Regions from separate parts of the Homo sapiens genome. Here all the other regions are linked to region 3. Evidence: chromatin loops called from intact Hi-C (ENCODE). Cell type or tissue: PC-3. All regions are shown on one strand. Region 1 has its middle 180 kb from the start of LINC01811. Region 2 has its middle 150 kb from the start of LINC01811. Region 3 has its middle 47 kb from the start of LINC01811.

Region 1 (8,000 bases), 130 kb after region 3:
CAAAGCCACAATGAGATACCATCTCACGCCAGTCAGAGTGGCGATTATTAAAAAGTCAAGAAACAACAGATGCCGGCGAGGCTGTGGAGAAATAGGAATGCTTTTACACTCTTGGTGGGAATGTAAATTAGTTCAACCATTGTGGAAGACACTATGGCAATTCCTCAAGGATCTAGAACCAGAAATACCGTTTGACCCAGCAATCTCATTACTGGGTATATACCCAAAGGAATACAAATCATTCCATTATAAAGACACATGTACACATATTTTTTTTCTATACTTTAAGTTCTGGGATACATGTGCTGAACATGAAGGTTTGTTACATAGCTATACATGTGCCATGGTGGTTTGCTGCACCCATCAACCCATCATCTAGGTTTTAAGCCCCACATGCATTAGGTATTTCTCCTAATGCTATCTCTCCCACTGCCCCCACCCCCTGACAGGCCCCTGTGTGTGATGTTCTCCTCCCTGTGTCCATGTGTTCTCATTGTTCAACTGCCACTTATGAGTGAGAACACGAAGTGTTTGGTTTTCTGTTCCTGTGTTAGTTTGCTGAGAATGATGGTTTCCAGCTTCATCCATGTCCATGCAAAGGACATGAACTCATTCTTTTTTATGGCTGCATGGTATTCCATGGTGTATATGTGCCACATTTTCTTTATCCAGTCTATCATTGATAACCATTTGGGTTGGGTTGTAACAATAGCAAAGACTTGGAACCAACCCAAATACTCATCAATGATAGACTGGATAAAGAAAATGTGGGACATATACACCATGGAATACTATATAGCCATAAAAAAGGATGAGTTCATGTCCTTTGCAGGGACATGGAGGAAGCTGGAAACCATCATTCTCAGCAAACTTACACAGGAACAGAAAACCAAGCACTGCATGTTCTCACTCATAAGTGGGAGAACACATGGACACAGGGAGGGGAACATCACACACGGGGGCCTGTCTGGGGATGGGGAGCAAAGGGAGGGAAGTTAGAGGACAGGTCAGTAGGTGTAGCAAACCACCATGGCACACGTATACCTATGTAACAAACCTGCATGTTCTGCACATGTATCCCAGAACTTAAAGTAAAATTTTAAAAAAAGAAATAAAGAGAAAAGATAAGAATGACTCCAAACAGCAGGCACTCTGGAAAGAGAGAACAAAGAACATGGTGGAAAGAAATCATCAATAAAATAATTCAAGGAACTAGCCAGGCACTGAAAGATTCGAGTTTCCAAATTGAAAGGTTCACAAAGTACTCAGCACACAAGAAAACAACTGACCCACACTATGACCCATCATTTAAAAATTGCAGGACTTGGGAAGTAAAGAGAAGAAGTTATACATTCCTGAGCAGGAAAAAAATGCTTCCTGTATACAAAGCATCAAGGATCCAAATAACATTGAACTTCTCAAAAGCACTACCAGACGCTGGAAATCAATGTGCAATGTCATCAGAATTGTGAGGGGAAATAATTTCCAATCAAGAATTTTATATCCAAAGTTATAATTAAGTGTGAAGATAAGGACATTTTCTGTCATATAACACTCTCAGTAAAATATCTATCGTTTCTCAGTAGGATGTGTTCCGCAAAAACAAAAGAGTAGGCCAAGAAAGAGGAAGGCAAGAAAACCCAGAAATGAAAGACATTCTCAGGGTGATAGTGAAGAGAGATCCCAAGACACAACTGTGCAACAATCCTGGAGAACAATGAGCTCAGTGTGGAGCAGGTCAGAAGATATTTCTATGTATATTTCTATATGTATTACATACATATATTACTATGTATGTAAACAGATGTATGGAAAGTAGAATAGAAAGATATATACAAAAAATACACAAAATGGAAGCATATGGGAGGTAGGAAAATTAGATTGAAAATTGGGGATAAAGAGGAAAAATACATTTAAAAATTAAAAAGGGCAGCCATTAGACCAACAATGACATGGTGTCATAAACTGAGAATAATCAACTCAATTTTCTGCACATGAGATACAAACAACCAAATCAACAAAGGCACACATATCTACCTCATAAACTCATCTCTTCCAGTACCACTCTCTCTCACTTACTACTCCCCAGACATGCAGGCCAACTTTCTATTCCTTGAATTCCATGTTCATTACCACCCCCAAAGCCTTTGGACTTCCCATTTCTTCCTGAATTTTTCCTCCCATTGCTGTTTGCATGGTCAACACCTTTTCATCTCTCAAGTCTCAACTCAACATTTTACCACCTCAGAAAAGATTTTCCTTGCCCCGCTATGCAAATTCATCCCTCCAACCCTCTTGTTCCCTATCCACAAGAGCCTGCTTATTCCTTTAATAGCAACTATCAAAATGAAATTTTCATATATTTATTTGCATATTGTTTGCACTTCTCCACTCTAATAATGTAAACTCTATGAGAGCAGAAATCATATCTATTCCATTGCTCCTGTAGCCCTTGGATCTAGAACAGTGCCTGGTACGTTTTCAGTGTTCCATCATTTATTTGGTAATTTAACTGGTCATTGAAAATCAGGCCAGAAACAAAGAGGTCATGGTGTTGAAGTCATCAGTGTGGATGCTAAAAACACTGAGAATGATGGCAGTGTTTAGGAAGTGTTTAGAAGAATAAGAAAGTAACCAAGTACTGAATTCTCCTGTGAATAAGGGGGAGAGATGAGGCAGTCAGTGGACCATACACGAAAGAGTAGAAAAGAATAGCATTACCAGATGTTATAAGCTTGAAAGGGGCAGATTTTGTGGGCTGTAAGGTAAATGCCTGTTTCAAAGCATCAGTGGGGAGCAAAGAGGACACTTATTTCACCTCCTGGCTCTTAGGTAGGTACTGTGTTGGAGACGAAACAGCCTCCATTTGAGACAACCAAGGGAATACCAAGTTCCAATTGGAGAAAGGAAACAGAAAAATTCAGAGACGAGGTTAGAGATGAGTTTCCTGGTGACACTTCACTTTCGGAGGGCATAATGGAAGGTGTGGGTTAGATTAGAACAGCAGTTCCCAATCAGGGGCAATATTGCCCCCCAAATTTGGAAAGGCCTGGAAACATTTTGGTTGTCATAGCTGAGGGCATATTACCAGCACCCAGTGAGTGGAAGTCAGGGATGCTACTAAACATGCACAGGACAGCCTCCCATAACAAAGAGTTAACCAGCCCAAAATGCCAATAGTGCTGGAAACCTTGGGTTAAGAAATCCCGGAATAAGGGAGGAATAGAACCACAGAGTATAAAAGTACAGTTGAGGATAGAATGCCAGAGAGACTCAGGCACTTGACAGTCACTGAGGCAAACTCAGCTGGATGGCATGTTGAGATTAGTTCTAACAGATTCTAACAGGGACTAATAGAATGGGAATAGGAAATCACACCTGTTGAACTCTGGAATTTAACATATAATGGAATGGTAGCTCCATCTAGCGTAAGGGAGATGCTGGGCAGCAGCTCCACAAGACCAGTCCAGTATAACGGAATGCATGGTTGGCATCTCATGGATGTTTGGCTTGGCCAAGATCCCAGGATGCTCCAGGTCTGCAAGCTTGAGTCTCATCTTCTGGGGTATGAGACATCCTTGGAAAACATTAACTTTTAGAGTGCATTGGGCCGTCTTATGTGCCACATTGTTCACTGTTATTTTCTTCAATTACTTCTCTTAACAAAAACGACAAGACAGGAAGGTCTGGGTAAGCTCCATTTTAATGTGACTTTTCTTCAAGGTGCCTATCAGTTAATCAGGAGAAGGATAAGGAAACGTGAAACAAGAGAGACAATATTTATGAAACTCGTATATACAAGGTATTGTTCCAGGTACATAATAGCAAACCCCTGTAAAGGAGGGGTTTGGAAACCCATTGTAGAGATGAGCAACCTGAGGCTGCAGAAATCGTGAGTTTTGTAGAACTCACAACTAGCATAAATTTAAAGTCAAAATTATAACCCAGGCCATTGTAACTTTAAAGCCTTTGGGATTTCTACCCTGATATCCAGCTCTAAGAATCATACTTCACATGTACAGACAAACTAAATAGTGGATGGATGGATGGATGAATGGATGGATAGATAAACACACAGTTGATGCACAAAGCATCTATATGGCTCATTCACATTTTCCCCCCTACCTTGTCCCCTGATTATGGTTTTTTGTTTACTCTGCTTTGTTTTGGCTCAGTTTCTTGAAAATATGATCAACTTTTGATTACCCATGATAAAAAAAAGGGACAGATAATAGAAATAATTGAAAATAGAAGACAATCCAGAAGTAATTTCTATTTAGTCTGGGGAATTTGTTCATGCCCTTTTAAACAGAAGATTTACAAGACTAATTATATTTTACCTTGGCATATATTAAAATTCTTTTTCATTTCTTAAACACATACCAACTGGTGGTGGGTGAGGTAAAGCTAGGCACAAGTTGGATGGCAGGAAAAGGCAAGCTGGGACATAATACTTCAGAGCAGAATAATCACAGGATTTATTACCTTCAAGTGAGTAATGAAAAGTTTATTTATAATCCCAAAAAGAGTTATTTAAATTTAATAAGAAATAATAAGAGATATTTTTCAGAATCTCTTTAGAAAGATTTTGACTCACCTGGTTCCTTAACAGTAAATCCCATGCAATCTTTGAGTGAGCACATGGGATTCTGAAAGAAATCAAGTTGGCTTAAGTTGTTTCCATGGGTTCTCCGCTCATCCTGGCTCAAGCCAACCCCCTAGTGACTCTACTCCCTCCCCCCAAAAAAATGTAAGTCAAAATCCTACAGCTTTTCTACCAGATAGGCCAGCAGATGCAGTAAGATCCTGGGAGGTAAAGGCTTGAAGAGTTTTCTCTTTGTGGACAAACTCTCTGGTGGCTCTGCAGGGGCCCTCAGGGACACTTAAGCAATACTGTAAATGAGGTGCAATTGTGGAACTGAGATGCTGAAAAACAGACAATTTCACCATCAAGTGCTGAAGAATTATGGTTCCCTGGGAAAGCAGCAAGGCTTATCCTCTAGAGAAGGGCAGAAGAGGATCATCTGGATTCTGAGGCTCTTGTGAAGTCCAGTGGGAAGCATGGTAATTGCTCTATTGCCCACACTGCCCCAGGGAACTTTTACCATTCCTTTCCCAGCACCTCTGCTCAGGACACTGAAATTTCCACATCATATCATCACAGCTAGGCCAAGCATCCATGACTTTCCATCAGAACCAGGGAGTGAGGAAAGGAGCTAGTCCCATATGGAGTCTGCTTAGGCCCAGGCACAGTGTTTGGATGCTTGACTTCACACTTACATTCCCGGGTGGTACCTGCCCAGCCCAAGAGCCTGACCATAGTGAAGATTTGCTGAGCATCTCTTATAATTCTGGGTTTTGGCTTTGCAGAGTTAATTTCTTCTTTTTATAGTGGTTGCTTTTAACATGCTTGCATAGCAGGAATGAGCTGACCAAACCTAGAGCAAATATGAGATTATTTTTATCTCCCCTTTCTTCTTGGAGGTAAGATGTGATCTAAAACACTCACTAATTCACTTGCTATCATGATAATGGGAGAAAAAAAATCTTGCCAGGGCCAAGGCAGACAAAGATAAACACTCCAACAGAAAAAGGAGGCCAGGCACGGTGGCTCACCCCTATAATCCCAGCACTTTGGGAGGCCGAGGCAGGCAGACCACTTGAGCTCAGAAGTTCAAGACCAGCCTGGTCAACCAGGTGAAACCCCGTCTCTACTGAAAATACAAAAATTAGCCAGGCATGGTGCATGCACCTGTAATCTTAGCTACTTGGGAGCCTGAGGCAGGGGAATCACTTGAACCCAGGAGGCTGAGGTTGCAGTGAGCCAAGATGACACCACTGCACTTCAGCCTGGGAGACAAAGCGAGACTCCATCTCAAAAAAAAAAAGAAAAAGGAAAAGGTTTGGGAGTCTGAAAACACCACCTGTAGGTGGGCATGAGTGGAGAGGAAAAGAGACTATAGTGTGCCCGAGGATATTCTATCTGAATGAACATGCACCCATTCCTAATTACATTTTTAATCTGTTGATCAAACATTAATTATTTTAGATTGAAAATGAATCAGGGTGTACACCACTGTGGGAGCTGTTCCTGCTGCATTCCAAACCTCTGGGGACAGCAGCTGCCTCCTACCCATCACCTCCAAGTGTTCTTGATGGCAAGACAACAGCTTCTGTCACCCAGTGACACAGCCATGTATTAGCAGGAGAGGTGCTCCAGTGAAAGAAAAAATGATGGACAAAGATTAGGCTAGCCCAGCCTGGAAGTCAGACTGCAGGTCCTGGTCATGGCATCACCCATTTTGCACCTATCTCTCAAGTCCTCTATTTCACTAAATCACTCATTTTTCCCCAAGATGGGAGAAAGTACGCATCTCCATAGTCCTGCTTTGTTTGGTTCCTACTTTCTTCAAGTTTACTCTTCTCTATCCAGACTTCTCTCAAGCTTCCCTGTTCCTCATCATCCAACCTCACACAACAATATAGCACATCCAGATATGATTGTGCAATAAAAGAGGCAGTACAATGGGAATCTCCTCATTCTAACTCTGCAGGGAACCAACGTGGAGAAGGCATGAGGGTGCATAGAACTCAGAGTTTGGAGTCATAAACCTGCATTAGATTCTCCCATTTTCTGAGAGGCTTTATTTATGGCTTTCATGAACCTCTGAAAAAAAATGTCTGAAAAATCTCCCATACCAACTTCTCTAAGCCTTGTTTTCCTTTTATAAGCTGTGAATAATAATGCCCATGAGTAGGTGACATTCCATGGGCATCTGAAAGGCTGGGCTAAATTATAAAACCAATACATAATGGATGAGGTCACTTGTGCAAATGGCATCTGAGACAAAATGTTTTTCGTGCCATCTGCAACAAGAGCAATGAACTGGCTTTATTTGTATCCATGGCATTAATCAGGACAGCAACAACATCAACAACAACAAAAAAAGTGTCCATCAGAAGGGGGAGAGAGCTCTACTTTGACCCCATAATAGAGAGACTCAGAGGCAACAGTTGACAGTGCATATCCCAAGAAAGGGAGGCCCCAGCCCTTAGAGTTCACCGGCCCAGTGTGCTGCCCAACTATTTGCCTAATGTCATTAAACACTGGGACTTTGGTCCATTCTCACTGGGCCAGCTTATGACGATTTGATTGCCATGCCCCTTCTCCTCACAGGGAGAAGGGGTGCTGGTCAAATGACAGGTCTGTCCAGTCTTCTTGACAATATCACTTCAGAGGTCATCGAAGGCACAAATAAGACCCCATGAGAAAGTACTTCATAAACTGCCCAGTGTTGTGAATTCTCAAGTGCTGAGTTTCATTGTGACACTATAATGCCATTTATTTATCAGCCATGATAATTGCGTCCACCTAACCTATTCCCACAGGAGCCCAACAACCTCAGTGAATCCTGAAAGTGGAGAGATACAAAAGAAAGTTGTTGAGTTAAGGGCCAGATGCAAAAACAACCCTCCTCTCTTTGTCCCTACTCCTTGCTTGCCCACTCTTTCTTAATCCATTCTTCCACAGACACAGAATAATTTCTTTGTCTCCAGTTCAGCTAGTTCTTTGTTTGCTGCCTTTAATCCCTACTATGGTCTGAATGCTGATGTCCCCCACAAAATTCATAAGTTGATGGTTTTAGATGTGAGGCCTTGGGGAGGTGATTAGGTCATGGGAGCACAGCCTTCATGATTGGGATTGCTGTCCTTACAAAAGAGGTCTGAAAGAGATCCCTTGCCCCTTTCGTCGTGTAAGAACACAGTCAGAAGGCACAGTCTGTGAGTCTGAAAGCAGGTCCTCACCAGACACCAAATCTGCCTTGATCTTGGACTTCCCAGCCTCCAGAACTGTAAGAAACCAATATCTGTTGTTTATAAGATACACAGTTTGTGGTATTTTGTTATAGCAGCATAAACAGACTAAGACAATCTTATTTGTCTTTAAGAAAGAGAAGTCAGATTTAAAAGCATGCCAGCTGCTAGCTACTAATTCCACC
Region 2 (8,000 bases), 100 kb after region 3:
AGAACACTCTACACAATATCTCAAGCCTGTTTCTAAAAATCTATGTTTTCTCTAAGTGTATATAATCTACGCCTGTCCCTATTAGAATGTCTATTTCAATCCTCTTCAAATTCTGCTCCTTTATGTCACCATAGCAACCCACATCCCTTAATAAACAATCAAGAGATTTTATTAAGAGAATTATACATGGAAAGCTTGATTTTTTTCTAATATTCTTATGTTTCCATTATGAAAATCTGGCATTTCATAATGTACACCTCCACAAATTAGGCCATCCAAAAGTCCACTGTTTGGGTGCTGGAATATACAGCTTCAATCCAATTGCTACTTCCCCCAACATCCAGCAACTATACCTCGAAAGTCTCAAATACATGAATGCGGCACAGCAAATAAGGAAAATGTGCCCTTGCCACACGCTCATTATAATCCCCAGAGGCCATTATCATAAAAGCCTCCTTCCAGGTTTTAGATAGAGAAGTGTGATGTCAAGTGAGAGCAAACGCCTCTGCCATGCATAGAGCTGGCGTCAGCTAACCAGCCAAATTTCCCATATGTGTAAAATTTTCACATTGATAACAAGTATTTTAATTTTCTCTCCTTGAAATAAAGAAAACTGGTATTTGTTAGGCTCTTACTTGATCATAGGCAATGTGCTTGGTGTTTTACATGATTACTTCTAATCCTCAAATAGTTCTTCAAGATGCTAGATAGTATTATCCCCATCTTATCCGTGGTAAAACAGAGACTCAGAGAGATTACATGGATTAAAACTCTCCTGTTGAATGACAAATCCAGACAGTTCTGAAAGTTTGTTTTGTCTCCCATTTTTAGTGACTTAGCAAACAGCAAGGTCAACAGGTCTGAGTTATCTCAACAAAAGTGTAGGTGGATAACAACCCAATTGCTGGGCTCCAAGGCTCCTTCTTCCTGAGGATACCAAGAAGCCTCCATTGCTGTGTAGCTGCATAGATATTCTTCCTGCCCCAAACCTATAAATACAAGGAGCCTGATGGAGGTGGATCTCCTCTTTTCTGGAAATTTGGTCACAGGGCTGCACATCCCTAGACCTGGCCCAAACTATAGGAATATGAGAGTTCAGAGAATTGCTTGTACTCTGCTACTTAAGAATTTTCCCCCAATAAACGCTATTTTATTTCTGCACCAGTGGTGTTAGTAGTGTGTGATAATGACATCTTTTCTTAATATTTCCTGAGCTCCTAGGATTGGAACACAGATTTTCTGACCTTTAAGCTCATCTTCCTTCCACAATGCTGTGTGTGTGTGTGTGTGTGTGTGTGTGTGTGTGTGTGTGTGTTTGCAATCCCTACCACTTGCATCTCTTTGTTCTAAATAAGCCAAGCGATGGCATCCTTCAAGCCTTCCACTCAATTACGGGTTGGAAACAGGATAGAAGGGGACAACTGTATCCATTGTTTTTACTGCTGCCCTTGAGGGCTCTCTCTTGCAAGTTTTCTGTCTTCGTTCTGCAATCCATTCCTTGACTAGTATTTTTATTAATGCATTCTACCATTAAAATCTATTTTAATGGGCAAAATATTTACACAGATACTTCACAGAAATAAAAGATATATAAATGGTCAATAAGCATAAGTACAAGTGCTCAGCATCAATATTCATCAGAAAAATGAAAGTTAAATTGAGATACTAGTAGACACCCTCAAGAAGGGCTAAGATTTTAAAAGACTGAAAACATTAAGTGTTAGAAAGAACTATTTGATGGTTTCTGATAAAGTCGAACATACACCAGCCTATTCTATGACTTAGCAATCCTATTTCTAGGTATTTACTCAAAAGAAATGAAAACATATGTCTACAAAATATGTATACAAGAATAGGTACAGCAGCTTTATTCATAATAGCCAAAGTTTGAAAACAAACCAGGTATCCATTGACAGGAGAATGAATAAACAAATTTTGGTCTAGTCATACAATGGGATAATACTCAGCAATAAAAAGGAACAAATCACTGATATCCACAACACCACATATAAATGTCACAGGTATTTTTCTGAGCAAAAGAGCCAGATACAAAAGAGTATGTGCCATTTGACTTCTACATGAAATTCTAGAACTGAGGAAACTGATCCATGGCATCACAAGTCAGAACAGCAGTTACCTTGAAGGGTTATTGATCGGGAAGGTGCACAAGGGAATCTTCTGGGGTGGTGAAAATGTTCCATGTTGTCATATGCATGGTGCTGACTTAGAGTATACATTTGTAAAATTTCATCAAGCTGGACACTTAACACATTTTACTTTAAAAATTATACTTCAATAAAAAATAAAAAACAATAACATATAAGTAAACATGCAAGTGTAAATTACGGGAAAGTTTATGAAGAGCAGGTAATAAAAGAAAGCCCAGAGCAAGAGATGAGACAGGAGCCTAGGTCTTCTGAAACACTCTTTCTCCCTGTAGGCCACGCTTCCTCTGCAACAGAAAGTAGTGCTTTCTCACCACACAAAGCAAGGCAAACTTTTTCCCCTAATGGAGTCCAGAGTCCCTGCTCAGCAAGCTATGTGGAATTTGGGGTGTTTGTTTGGACAGTGAATCATAGCTCATGGGGATGAGAGTCCTTCAGCAGCTCAGGATTTAAATAATGATGTGTCAACATCTGCCTCCGATGACTCAGATTTAATCTTAACAGTGACCCTGTAAGCTTGCAGGATTATTAGAGCCAGCCACACAGACACAAAGAATATTAAAGTTGTTTGTCAAAAACCTCTCTGCTTCTGTCAAGAAAAACTTCCAGAAAAGAGGAATACACATGCTCAAAACAGAAGAACCTCCAACTGGAAATGGAAGGAATAAGGTGCCATTTATGCCTACTTTGCCAAGAATGATGAGTTGGAAGGAGTAAACTTCTGGTGTTTGCAGCTTTAAAGGAACTCCAAATTTCTTATGTTGTTTAAGGAGTCATCATATTGCAATGCTTTCAGATTAAAATTGTATGCCTCTTGGATACTTTCTTATCTTCTTTACCTTATGCTGAAGTCAAAAATTCTAAGTGATTGCCCCAAATCTTACTGGACTTGGTGACTAGGAATCTGACTTCTTGTCCTGGTTCTGTCATTACTAGTATAGCCACATCAGCTTCTCTGAGTCTCAGTTTTCTCATCTGTGAAATAGAAGTATTAAGAGTTTGCTATTAAAGAAGTAGTCTAGAAATTACAGACAGGCCTGGCACATGCACTAAGTACTCAGCACTCCTGAGCTGTAGCTGAAGCCTCCACACTATGCAGTCCCACGCAGGCTTTGCCCTGTCCCATCTCAAAAGTAGACCCAGAATGTATCAAACACAAATGCCAAAGGGAACTAGCCTCACCAGGGATGTGGAACTGACCAGCAGGTGTCTCACAGAGCTTCAGTGGGTTCTTTTGATTGACAACATATGCCTGACAGCATACTTAGGACCAAACAATGCTACAAAGCACTTTCAATGGACTGGCTCATTGTGGCCTCCCCGCATCTTTAGGAGGCCTTATAAGGCCCTATAATAGATTTAAAAGCTGAATGAAGTTCAAAGTGTTATGTGAACACACAGCTAAAAGATGACTGAGTCAAGGTTTGAACACCAGACCTCCTGGGCTGGAAAAGTCTGTGGCTTTTCGCAATTCAATACAATTAGCAAGTCCTTGGGAAAAAGATATACAAAACCCAGAAGAGGAAAAAAGTAACTATTTCGTTTTCTATTGCTGGGTAACCAAGTAGCCTCAAAACTTAGTGTGTTCACACAACATTTATTTTATTTTTCCACAATTCAGTGGGTTGGGATTTCCAGATTTCAACTGGGAATCTGGGAAGCCAGGGCTGGAAAATCCACTTCCAAGATGGCTTCTTCACTCATGTTTAGTATACCTTTTTGCTCCTTGGCCTTTCTTTCCCTCCACATGGCATATCATCTGGTGGTCTCAGGATAGTCATACTTCTTTCTTATATGGCAGCTGGCTCCAAGAGGCAGGAAGCAGAAATTACCAGGCTGGCTAAGGGCTACACCCCAGAACTGGCACAGGGTCACTGTGCTATTGGTCAAAGCAGTCTGGAGTCAACTCAGCGTCAAGGAGATGAAGAAAATTATCTCTTGAGAAAGGCATGGCAAGGTCATATTGAAGATGCACACGTGAAGGCCGGGCACGGTGGCTCACGCCTGTAATCCCAGCACTTTGGGAGGCCGAGGCAGGCGGATCACAAGGTCAGGAGATCAAGACCATCCTGGCTAACATGGTGAAACCCCATCTCTACTAAAAATACAAAAAATTAGCCGGGCATGGTGGCGGGCACCTGTGGTCCCAGCTACTCAGGAGGCTGAGGCAGGAGAATGGCATGAACCCGGGAGGGAGCTTGCAGTGAGCCAAGATCACGCCACTGCACTCCAGCCTGGGCGACAGAGCAAGACTCTGTCTCAAAAAAAAAGAAAAAAGGATGATGCACACGTGAGATGGAGGATGCTATTGTGGCCATTTTTGGAAAAACTAATCTGCCACAAATCCCCTAAGGGTTCTGTATTTGCAAAAGTGAGAACCAAGGACCACATTACTGCTATAACCCAATAACAGCAATAAATTCAGTGCTTTACTGATTATAAAATACTTTTTATGAGGCATGTGTCATTAAATGCTCATAAAACCCTGTGACATCAGCATTATTTATAGGGGAAGAGAGAAGAAGTGGTTTGTCTAAAAACCTGTAGACAGAAAGTAGTCAGTGTCTTTGGGGCTTCTATGCTTGCTCTGTCTGGTGTGATAACACTGTGAGGGGTAGACATGAGAATGAGGTCTTAGAGGCCTTCTATTTCTTACTACAGGGTGTTTGGGAAGAGAGCTGGGTGTTCGCCTCTTGTATTTAAATCATTTTGCTACAGAAATATTATTGTAAAACCAATCATGTATATGGCTCTTTCTACCTTACCTCTGCCATAAAATGTCAGAACCCTGTCCCAGCAGGTATAGGGCTTAGGTTTCTAGGTTAGGACTGGAGCCACTGGGAATATAATAAAACCACTTCAATCAATGAGAATAAGAGTCCCAACTGAGGCTGCAATTCACTATTTGCACCGCTGGTTTTGGTTTTCCCACAACACAGTTTTGAAGGGCCTCACTAATCCCTTGAGTCTTCTTTGTGATAAGGAAGAATGACCAGAACGGGAGTAAGACATTAACTTGAGATTTTATGTTCCCTTCCAGGAAGCCACCCCCTCTTGAGTGCATTTCCATAGCTCCAGGATGAACATATTCATGAAACTTGAGCCAATGAAGGAAAGATACCCATGTGGATTGGACCAATATGCAAACTTCAAACTGTGTCATTATATTTTTATTTTATGAACCTCCTTGCTTAACATCTCATCCCACCCAGATTATAACCTGCACAAAAGCAAAGGGAATTTGTTGTTCTCTCTTGTTCATCCCTGCATTCCTTATACCTAGAACAGAGATAAGCAAATATTAGGTATTCTATGAATGTTTATTGAACAAATAAATGAATGCAATGACTCAGCTCCTACCATATCTATGCTAGATGGATATGAACTATATTTGTCTTATGTATTGCTGTATCCCAGCTGGTGCATAGTAGATGCTCAATAAATGTCTGATGAATGAATAAGGAAAGGAGGAAGGGAGAGAGAGAAAGAGGGAGGGAATAATGAAGGAAAGAAGAAGGAAGGAAGGAAGGGAGGGAGGGAGGGAGGGAGGGAGGGAGGGAGGGAGGGAGGGAGGGAGGGAGGGAGGGAGGGAAAGAAAAAGGATCTTGGACTAAGAAGCAAGTGTTGCCCCCACCTGTGCAGTGATAAGGTTTTGCTGAAGTCATGTACTCTCCTTCTTGAATTTCCCAGGTTTTTAGAAGCCCAGCAGCCACCCTCACTCTGAACAAGCTGCCTATTTGTTATGCTGAGTAAAAGCATGATCACAGCAACAAAGAAATATCATTACAGAGAATTTAGTCTCATTTGCAAAATTTTGCAGCAAGGACAAATATAACCAATGAAACAATTTGAAGCAGAAGTTTGTGAGTTTCAAATAAAATGTGGTTTTAAGAAAAAGCCATGAAACAATTAGACTTTAATCACTACATCTCTGCCTCTCTGTTCCTCCCCAGAGTTTCATCTTATTCCTCTCTCTCCTCTGCCCTCCTCAATGCTTACTCCAACCCCCAACAAGTCCAGTGAACCCTGAGGATTTTTCCCCTCATAATCCATCTCAGAGCTGTCTCTCCTTGCCATTTCTATAGAATCACTGCAGCCCATCCATGTTACGCACCTCCCACCTTTGCTAGCTGCCTCCTGGGGGAAGATGCAATGATCTAGTTAAAGCTTCCTGCTGTGCTTAACACAGGACAGGGCATTCTGTGCAATGAAGCCTGTTCTAAGTGAGTCACCATTCCCCTGAGACCCTCCCCCAGGTCTGAGAAAGCTGATGCTGACTGAGCTCTGAGCAGCTAGCTCATCCCCCTTCCTACACAGAGGTAAAGCCACCAAGCCAACAGACAGTGGGTATTCACTGGCAGGGTGCTAAGTGATCAGGGTGGATAGGCCCATGTGAAGCAGCCCAGTGAGGGACACTACCCAGCACTTGGAGAGCTTCTGGTAGGCTTGCAATTCTAGATATTGAACATCTGTCTTGGTGAGTACATTTTACATCTACTCAAGTCATTCTCCAAGTTTCAGAGGTAGAAAGAAGCCAGGTGAGCAATGCTATGTGTCTTTACTAGCTTAGGCCAAAAACCATTAGAGTTCCTGTCATCAATGCCCAGGCTGGTGCTTCCCGAGGAGGCTAGGAAGTCATTCCTGATGAAGGCAGTTGCTGGTAGACTCACACTCAAACTGGGGCCTAAAATGTCTGAGGGGAAGCAACAGCAGAATGGACCCAACTGGCCTAGTCATTCACCCATACACACAGTTATTGAGGTCTACTCAGTCCTAGAGCATACAGAAGGCCCTAGACACACAACGAGGAACAAGAAAGTCTAGATCATGTCTTCATAGTCTAGGGCAGGGAGTACAAAAATAAACATACAAATTGGGCACAGGAATCCCAGGAGAAACCAGCAGGGCCACCTGCCTTGATGTTAGGAGGTCAGGAAACCTTCCTGGAGTGAGAAACATGCCGATCTACCTGGTTTGGAAATTGACCACTGCTCCCCATGTAACAGAAGAATTTATGGGGTAAAGACTGAGGTCCAACTGTGCACCCTGGAGCCAGGAGTTACTTTACAAGCACGTGCTCTGCTCTCCTAAGACATGGTGGCAGGCCAATGCAGGGACACAGAACAAAGCGTTGACCCCAGCTCTGCCACTCACTGGCTTTGTGGTCCTGGGCAAGTCATTTCAGCTCTCTTGGTCTCCTTTACCCCATTTGTTCAACCTGGGGCATTGCAGCATGAGCCCTGCAGGTCTCCCCTGCCACAGAATTCAGGCATCCTAGGACCATTGCCAACTACCAAAATGAGGCTGGCTTTTTCACAGCTGAGTCTCCCTGCCCCCAGATCACAGGTTGTAGCTGCTCTGGAGAGGAAGAAAGTCATTCTCACCTTCCTTTCCAAACCCCACAACATTCCAACAGCAAGGCAAGGGAGTAAAAAAGGACAATTACAGAGCCTCTACCATGTCCTGGGGGTTTTACCCGCATGATAGCTCATTTCATCTTGACCACAATCCCGAAAGGTAGGCATCATTTCCCCCATTTTACAGACAAGGAAACTAAGGCTTAGAGAGGCTGACAGACATATCCAGAAATACAGAACTTGGAAGTGGCAGAGCCTAAACTGAAATCAGGATGTTGAGGCTCTAAAGTGACCTATACCACCTACCCCCTGCAATTCTGAGGCATAACACAAAACCCTAAAGCAGGGGCTCAGTCAGCTACAGACAGAAACAGAGAACCAAGAGCAACATAGTGATGGTTGCTAAGGGTCACCATGCTATAGAGGATACAAACCCTCAGGTTCTCCTGGACAATAGACTGTGCGCCTGTCAAAGCCC
Region 3 (8,000 bases):
CCAGATAAAACAGATTTCAAGACAAAAAAATATAAAAAGAGACAAAGAAGGTTGTTATTTAATGAAAAAGGGTCAATTCAGCAAGAAGATAAACAATTGTGAATATATATGTACCCAACACTGGAGCACCCAGACATATAAAGCAAGTATTATTAGAGCTAAAGAAAGAGATAGATCCCAATACAATAATAGCTGCAGATGTTAACACTCCACTTACAGCATTGGACAGATCATCCAGATGGAAAATCAACTAAGAAACATCAGACTTAATCTGCACTATAGGCCAAATGGACCTAATGGATACTTACAGAACATTGCATCCAATGATGCAGAATACACTCTTCTCCTCAGCACATGCATCATTCTCATGGATGGATCACATGTTAGACTACAAAACAACTCTTAAAACATTCAAAAAACTGAAATAATACCAAACATCTTCTCTGAACACAGTGGAATAAAACTAGAAATCAATAACACAAGGAATTTTAGAAACTATACAAACACATGGAAAATAAACAATATGCTCTTGAATGACCAGTGAGTCAGTGAAAAAATTAAGAAGAAAATTAAAAATTTTCATGAAACAAATGATAATGTAAACACAACATACTAAAACCTATGGGCTATAAAGCAAAAGCAGTATTAAAAAGGAATTTTATAGCTGTAAGTAAAAAAATTTCAAATAAACAACCTAAGGGTGTGCATCTTGAAGAATTAGAAAAGCGAAAGCAAACCAAACTCAAAATCAGTAGAAGAAAAGAAATAATAAAGATTAGAGCAAAAATTAACAAAACTGAAAACAATACAAAGATCAATAAAATGAAAATTTGTTTATTTGACAAGATAAATAAAACTGACAAACCATCAGCCAAACTCATGAAGGAAAAAAGGGAGAAGACACAAATAAATAAAATCAGAGATGAAAAAGGAGACATTACAGGCAGTATCACAGAAATTCAAAGAATCATTAGAGGCTACCAAAAGTTACTAAATTTATGAGCCACTAAATTGGAAAATCTAGATGAAATGGATAAATTCCTAGACACATACAACCTACTAAGACTGAACCATGAAGAAATCCAAGACCTGAACAGACCAATAACAAGTAACGAAATTGAAGACATAATAAAAAGTCTCCCAGCAAAGAAAATGTTAGGCCATGATGGTTTCACTACTGCATTTTACCAAACATTTGAAGAACTAAGAAGGGTAATGGGTAGGGGAGTGTGGATGGTTAATGGGTTCAAAAATATAGTTAGATAGAAAGAATAATATCTAGTATTTGATAGCACAACAGAGTGACTACAGTCAACAATAGTTTATTGTACATTTAAAAATAACTAAAAAAGCATAATTGCATTTGTTTGTAACGCAAAGAAAGGATAAATGCTCAAAGTGATGGATACCTCATTTACCCTGATATGATTATTATGCATTGTATGCCTGTATCAAAATATCTCAAACACCCCATAAATGCACACACCTACTATGTGCTCACAAAAAAATAAAAATTTAAGAATCAGTAAATAAGAAAATAAAGCAAATTAAAAAAGAGTGTGGTCTCAGCAGAAGTCAGCTTTGCCATCTCCCATTGGGAGCTTGAATATGAGTTGCTCCACAGAATTCCCTTCCCTCAAAGTGCTGGCTTTTGTTCCCACATGCAAGTCAACCATTAGCTATGTACTCTCCCTCATAGAGTACTTCTCTGGAATTAATAAATCTTTAGCAACCAACACACATAGCAGCTGAGGACTGGCTTCACCAGCCTCCTAAAGAGAATCTGAGCAAGAAACCACAGCATCCACCAAACAGGCTGAGTGTGGAATTAAAAGGAAAGAAATGAAGAAGAAGAAAAAGAAAGGCATGATGTCTAAAAACAAAGAGCTACAAAAAAGAAAGAAAAACATGGAAGAAATGTGAGGGGAAAAAAAGAAAATACAAGGCAGTTTTTTATTTCCAAGGGCTAACAGAAGATATCCTTAAAGACAACATGCATAATACATTTAGATGTGAAAGAAACAAAATTTAAATGAATGAGAAAGGAATAGTTAGGTTAAGCTTCTTGGTGAAAGGGATGGTTTAGTCACCATGGTTTACAACGACCCTGCTGGGCACTGCACTGTGGCAAAATCTGGTATGTTCAAGGCAGCAAGAATGACCTTCCTCCAAAACAATGCTACTTTTCTCAGAACAGGGAGTGAGGGGTAGAGTAACAGTCCTGACCAACCCATTAGGCCACCTCTCCTAAAAGCTCTGGTTAAGAGCCAGCAAGATGAGATGAACTGCCCCCAGAACACTTGAGGTCAGGAGTCTGAGACAAGCCTGGCCAACATGGTGAAACCCCATCCCTACTAAAAATACAAAAATTAGTCTGGCATGGTGGCACATGCCTATAACCCCAGCTACTCAGGATGCTGAGGCAAGAGAATCACTTGAACTGGGAGGCAGAGGTTGCAGTGAGCCGAGATCACACCACTGCACTGCACTCCAGCCTAGGCAGCAAAGCAAGACTACATTGCAAAAAAAAAAAAAGAAAAGAAAAAAAATTATTGAGACTTCCTCCTCCCAACCAAGAAAAAAAAAACAAACACCTTCTAGAAATGAGAAACACTGACACCGGGTAAATTTATTCTGTCCTGGCCAAGCCTTGGAGCTGTCCAAGGGGAAACTTTGTTGAGAGTTAGACTATGCAGATCTGAGGATTAGAACATATGTGTAGGCTAGATTTGTAAGGTTGAGAGTTGCCTCCATATAGCTGGTCTGAAGATTTGGAAAATCACTTGGTAATTACGTATAGAGTGAGGAGAAAAGGCCCAGGAGCACTTTGTGTCACAGAAGCCAAGGTAAAAATGTTCCATGGATAATGAAATGGTTCACTGCATTGATTTCTGCTGCGTCTTATAACATGAGCACAGAAAATGTCACTGGACTTAGTGATGCAGAGGTCATTGAGGATCCTCGCAAGAGCTAGGCATGATGAGGACAGAGGCCAGACTGGAGTGGGTTGAGAAGTATAGATGGGAGGTGAAAAATGGAGACAGCAAGTACACAAAATGCTCTGCAAAGTTTGTATGTGGAGGAGAGAAGAGAAATAGGGCTATATTTGAAGAGGGACATGTGTTCAAAAAAATGGGGAAGAGTTTTCTATTTTAATTTTCAAACAGGAGAAATTTGAGTGTTTTAAATACTAATAAGAAGGATTCCTGAAGAGGAAGAATTTTAAGATTCAGGAGAGGGAAGGAATAAAAGATAGAATATGATTCAAGAGACAAAGGGGAAGGGTGAAACCCAGTGAGTCAAGAAACTGTCCTTAAACAAATCTTGATCTTGGGAGATCTGTCTGGGCTGGAACTGTGAATACAGAATGGATCGGCCGGGCGCGGTGGCTCACGCTTGTAATCCCAGCACTGTGGGAGGCCGAGGCAGGCGGATCACGAGGCCAGGAATTCGAGACTCAGCCTGGCCAACATGGCAAAACCCTATCTCTACTAAAAATACAAAAATTGGCCGGGCGTGGTGGTGGGTGCCTGTAACCCCAGCTACTCGGGAGGCTGAGGCAAGAGAATTGCTTGAACTCCGGAGGCGGAGGTTGCAGTGAGCCGAGATCTCACCACTGCACTCCAGCCTGGGTGAAAAGAGCAAGACTCTGTCTCAAAAAAAAAAAAAAAGAATGGATCCTAAAAGTTAATGACTTTTATAGAGAGTGGCTTCACCCATGGGAGCATGGAGAGAGAGAAGAGAATAGAGGCAACAGCCAAACAGTGGGAGGTGCCAATGCTTAAGCAGAGAGGAAGGGAGCCAACTGGGAGACTGAAAAACAATGCCCAAAGGGATCATAAGAGAGTGAAGCTCTGGTATCATGCAACCCCTCCTCACCTCATGTCTGATTCACCAAAAATAGCCTCCTGGCTGGTTCCCTAACTATTTAATCCATAATATAGTGTCCTCCAGTCTACCACCAACACAGTGAGGCAGAGGATTCCGGAGCAGTTAACACAGAACAGACATTTGATGGGTGAAAGTAACAACTTGAGTTTCCAATTACCTCTGCATTGACTTGCTTTGTAAACTTGGGCAAGACTTTTTTCTTTCAATTTCAGCTCTCCCATGTGTAAAATGAGGACAGCATTTTCTTTAATAACCTCATAGGGTTGTCCTAGGAATTACATGAGTTACTGACTGTGAGAGCATTCTAAAGACTTGTAAATCACAATACAGGTATGAGAAATTATTATTCATCTTGAATCACTATTTGCTTCCTAGTTCATCCTTTCTCAAATAGTTCCACTGGCTCTCTTTCCTGGCTGCCAGCAAGGTAATAGATGGCGCTGTCAGCACCCAAACACCACTGCCCGTTCCTTCTCAGGTCGTTCCGAATCTGAGTCACAGTTAAGCAAATGTAAAGCACTTTGCAGGTAGAGTTGGCAAGATGTGCTCCATTTGCTTTTTGGCCCAGTCCTTTAATTGCACTTCAAAGTAAACAGTGCACTATAGGGTGAAGATTGGATTATAATTTGGAAAAAGAAAGAAAAAAGGAAACTGAAATGGTTCCAGGGAAAAAGGCACATTACACAAACTTAAAATAATTAGGAATATATATGATTTCTTAAGGGCATTAAGAACTGGAGCCTGCTTGCTAGACAGACCCATCACATCCTATGCTCCTGTACCGGGATTTCATGACCCTCTGTGATGCAATCCCAACACTAGTTGCCATCACTTTCATGCACATTATTTAAGTCTCCCTCTTGCCCACCAACATGCCTATTTCTGCCTTCACACCATCCTTTATAAGATGCTTTGCAAGTGCAGACTCTCAGCACTTGTCTGCTCAATTGATATGCCCAGCTCAAGCCTCCTTTTATTCAGGAAGCCTGACCTCCTTTTCTGAAGTTCCCCAGAATTTGGAGCCCAAATGACAGTTTGACACATAACTGTAGTGTCTCCCTGACTCTGCCATTATTTCAAGTGAACTGGCCTTATCTCTCCAACTAATATCATTAACAAATGATATGTTCTGGATGCTTTATAGTCATTATCTTATTCAAGGTGCACATTCTCCGCATTTTACATATGAGGAAATTGAGTTTCACATAAGTAAATTATTTGCCCAAAGTTGGCAGGTGTTGAGGCCTACTGGTTATGACTGTAAAGTTCAGCCTCATATTTCTTTTTTATCTTTCTTGTAGTTCCTACCACAGTGCCAGTTACAGAGGAGACAATTGGGTATCTGGAGAAAAGAATGCCAGTGCAAAAAATGCTGCTGAAAGGAAAGAGGAAGACCCCAAAGATCAATATTCTATTTCAAAAGTCCCTCTAGTACAGAGCTTATCACCATATTCCTGTCCCTAGCACAATAATCCTAAACTGGATTCTCAAATAGTTTGGAGGGGAAATGATGATTTTCTTTTCTGTTCACCATTAGACAGTATTTAATTTGCCAATATTAATATATCTAATGTTATTTTTTAATCAAAGCAGACTGTGATTTTCATTTTAAACAGAACAATACTTTCTGTGTCTTAGCACTTTAGCCTACCAGAGTGTTATTTGTGTCACTGGGAACTAATATATGCAGATTCAACACAATTAGCCATCACCATGGTAATTTTATGCCTTTTGTTTTCAGCTTTTGTTGCATATGCTCATCAAAGATATTGAAGCTTTACTCATGAAATAAAATTCATTACCTGCCTTTGGATTTAAGTGCATCATATTTAAAGAAATGTTTTCAAATCCTGATGGCATTCCATTTCTGTCTTACTTCTCAGGGATAAATAAAACGTGCTGTCTAGAACCAAGCAAGCAGCTTTCACTTCCCCTTCCTTGAACTGGTACTAGCAGAGTCTCCTGCAAAACAGTCATGGCTTTCAGTGGAAACATAGGCCCCTGAGAGCTGGAAGATCCTTCAAAGCCTTCAGGGTACCTTCTATTTGCTTGAATGACTTCAACTGCCGCACATGTTTAAGCTGAGTCTTGCTTTCTACATCAAGCAAAAGGCTAGGTGCACAGCTATGGTAGACTGTCTGCAAAATGGCAGCCAGCAATCTGCCCATCCCAGTACATGCATGACACTCATTCCATCAACAGGTGGAGTCTATTTCCCCAATCTTCATTCCAGGCTGGCCCTGTAACTTGTTTCAACCAATAGCATATGGGCTAAAGCAATGTGGATTTTTGGTTTGCTGGTTTGTTTGTTTTGTTTAGAGACAGGGTGTTGCTCCATCACCCAGGCTAGAGTGCAGTGGTGTAATCATAGCTCACTGCAGCCTTGAACTTTTGGGCTCAAGGGATTCTTCTGCCTCAGCTTCCCAAGTAGCAAGGACTACAGGTGTGTGCTACCACACCAAGCTAATCTTTTCTGTGTAGACACAGGGTCTTGCTGTTGCCCAAGCTTGTCTCAAACTCCTGGCCTCAAGTAAACCTCCTGCCTCAGCCTCCCAAAGTGCTGGAATTACAGGTATGAGTCACTGCACCAAGCTGGCAGAAGTAATATTACACAAATTCTGTAATCTAAGCCTTAGAGACCTAACAGTTTCCATTTTCACACTTTTAGGATCCAGCAGCTGTGTTAAAAAAAAAAAAAACAATGAGGAACCATCTGGAGACAGTAAGCCCTAGCCAGCTGCCAGCCATTCTAGACACCTAACAAACTCTCTTTTGCTGGCTTTGATGAAGCAAGGTGATAAATTAAAGAGGACTGCATGACAAGAAACTGAGGGCAGCCTCTGGCCAACTGCCAACAAGAAACTGAGGCTCTCAGTATAACAGCTCAAAAGACTCTGAATCCTGCCATCAGTCACGTTAAGTGAGCTTGGAAGCAGACTTTTCCAGTTGAGCTTTCAGATGAGGACCCAGTCTTGGCTGGTCCTTTGATTATAGTCTCATGAGAGACCATGAAACAGAGGACCCAGTTAAACCAGGCCCAAATTTATGCCCCACAGAATCTGTAAGATAAGAAATATGTGCTCTTTTATGTCAGTAAGCACTAAATAATTAATGCAAGTATATTGGAGTTTGGGGGGTTCTTGCCTAGGTATCAGTAAAATACTACTTTGGATCCTATTCTGTTATTGTGTGTTTAACTTTCTTGAGAAACCAGTGGACATAAGAGGTGATGAAAAAGGAAAGATTTGGCCATCTGTGGATTCTAATATTTTCAAAACTACATCCTAATCGATATTAAATATTACCCATATTTTAGAGTTGAGAAAACAGAGGATCAGAGAGGTTGTTATTTACTCAAGTTTCTCACTTCTACCAGTCTTCTAAGTCCGAATACAGTGCTCCATCCACTCTAACATGGCTGCCAGAATCATATCATTGCTTCAGAATCATTAAGCACAGGCTCTGATTTCAATAATTAAAGTATAAGCAGTCCAAGGGTAGGGCCTACGTCAGAGATGTTTTTGTTCTCCATGGTAGCAGAGGGGTGGTGCTGGATGGTGCTAAGGCACAGGCTGCATTGCCTTCCTAGCACTCCCACAATCTCCATCTTCCAGACAAACTTCTCCAAGGCCACCTAGCAAGATCAATTACAGGAATCCTTCAATCACTATCCAAATAAAGCAGTTCAAATTGAGAGTGTTTTCTGAATATAAAATGATCCAGCTATTTAACATACATTATTTTATGATATTAATAAAATTGAGTGTTCTGAGAAATGCCTTTTAAGTGAACCCAGTCTAAGTCCAAGGTTGTAGAAAGCTTTTAGTTTAAATGAAAATCCACTGGAAATGTAAAACATGTCAGCATTGAGTATCGAAGCGATGTCCAGCAGAATGTGCAGGACCCAGAACCTAGTACCCTTAGTCCATGCATCACTGTGGTCCATTTTGTCCAGTAGAGCTAGATAAACTTCAAAGGCTTCTGGGTGGAGGCTACGGGAAGCAGGGTGGGAAGCACTAAAAACTGAAAGATAACAGCTGCTTGCCTGCAACTAAACTCAAGAAAGGCTACAAGGTAAAAAGAGGAAGAACCGGAATTTCTTTTTTAAG

The links. Hi-C counts contacts between places; a loop is a spot of excess contacts. Peaks named below come from ENCODE experiments on the same cell type or tissue, not always from the same donor. Only the 100,000 strongest peaks of a DNase experiment are listed, where the experiment ranks them.
Region 1: a loop joins it to region 3, with 12 times the contacts of the local background. A loop is called at or near these places in 3 of 110 quality-filtered maps.
Region 2: it touches region 3 in a loop (5-fold over the local background); 2 of 110 quality-filtered maps call a loop at or near these places.

What each region holds. Positions count from the first base shown.
Region 1 is chr3:33,975,922-33,983,921 of GRCh38, reverse strand. No RefSeq gene overlaps it. Among named protein-coding and RNA genes, the nearest start is that of LINC01811, 180 kb to the left of the region's middle. In PC-3, a CTCF peak has its summit at 3,416 (motif pointing left); a DNase peak (open chromatin) is centred at 3,481.
Region 2 is chr3:34,006,834-34,014,833 of GRCh38, reverse strand. No RefSeq gene overlaps it. Among named protein-coding and RNA genes, the nearest start is that of LINC01811, 150 kb to the left of the region's middle. RefSeq lists a silencer at 723-1,017 and an enhancer at 2,543-2,837. In PC-3, CTCF peaks have their summits at 3,145 and 3,348 (motif pointing right); DNase peaks (open chromatin) are centred at 2,573, 4,613 and 5,393; H3K4me3 peaks cover 961 bases; H3K27ac peaks cover 4,613 bases.
Region 3 is chr3:34,107,876-34,115,875 of GRCh38, reverse strand. No RefSeq gene overlaps it. Among named protein-coding and RNA genes, the nearest start is that of LINC01811, 47 kb to the left of the region's middle. In PC-3, a CTCF peak has its summit at 4,336; a DNase peak (open chromatin) is centred at 4,315; H3K27ac peaks cover 926 bases.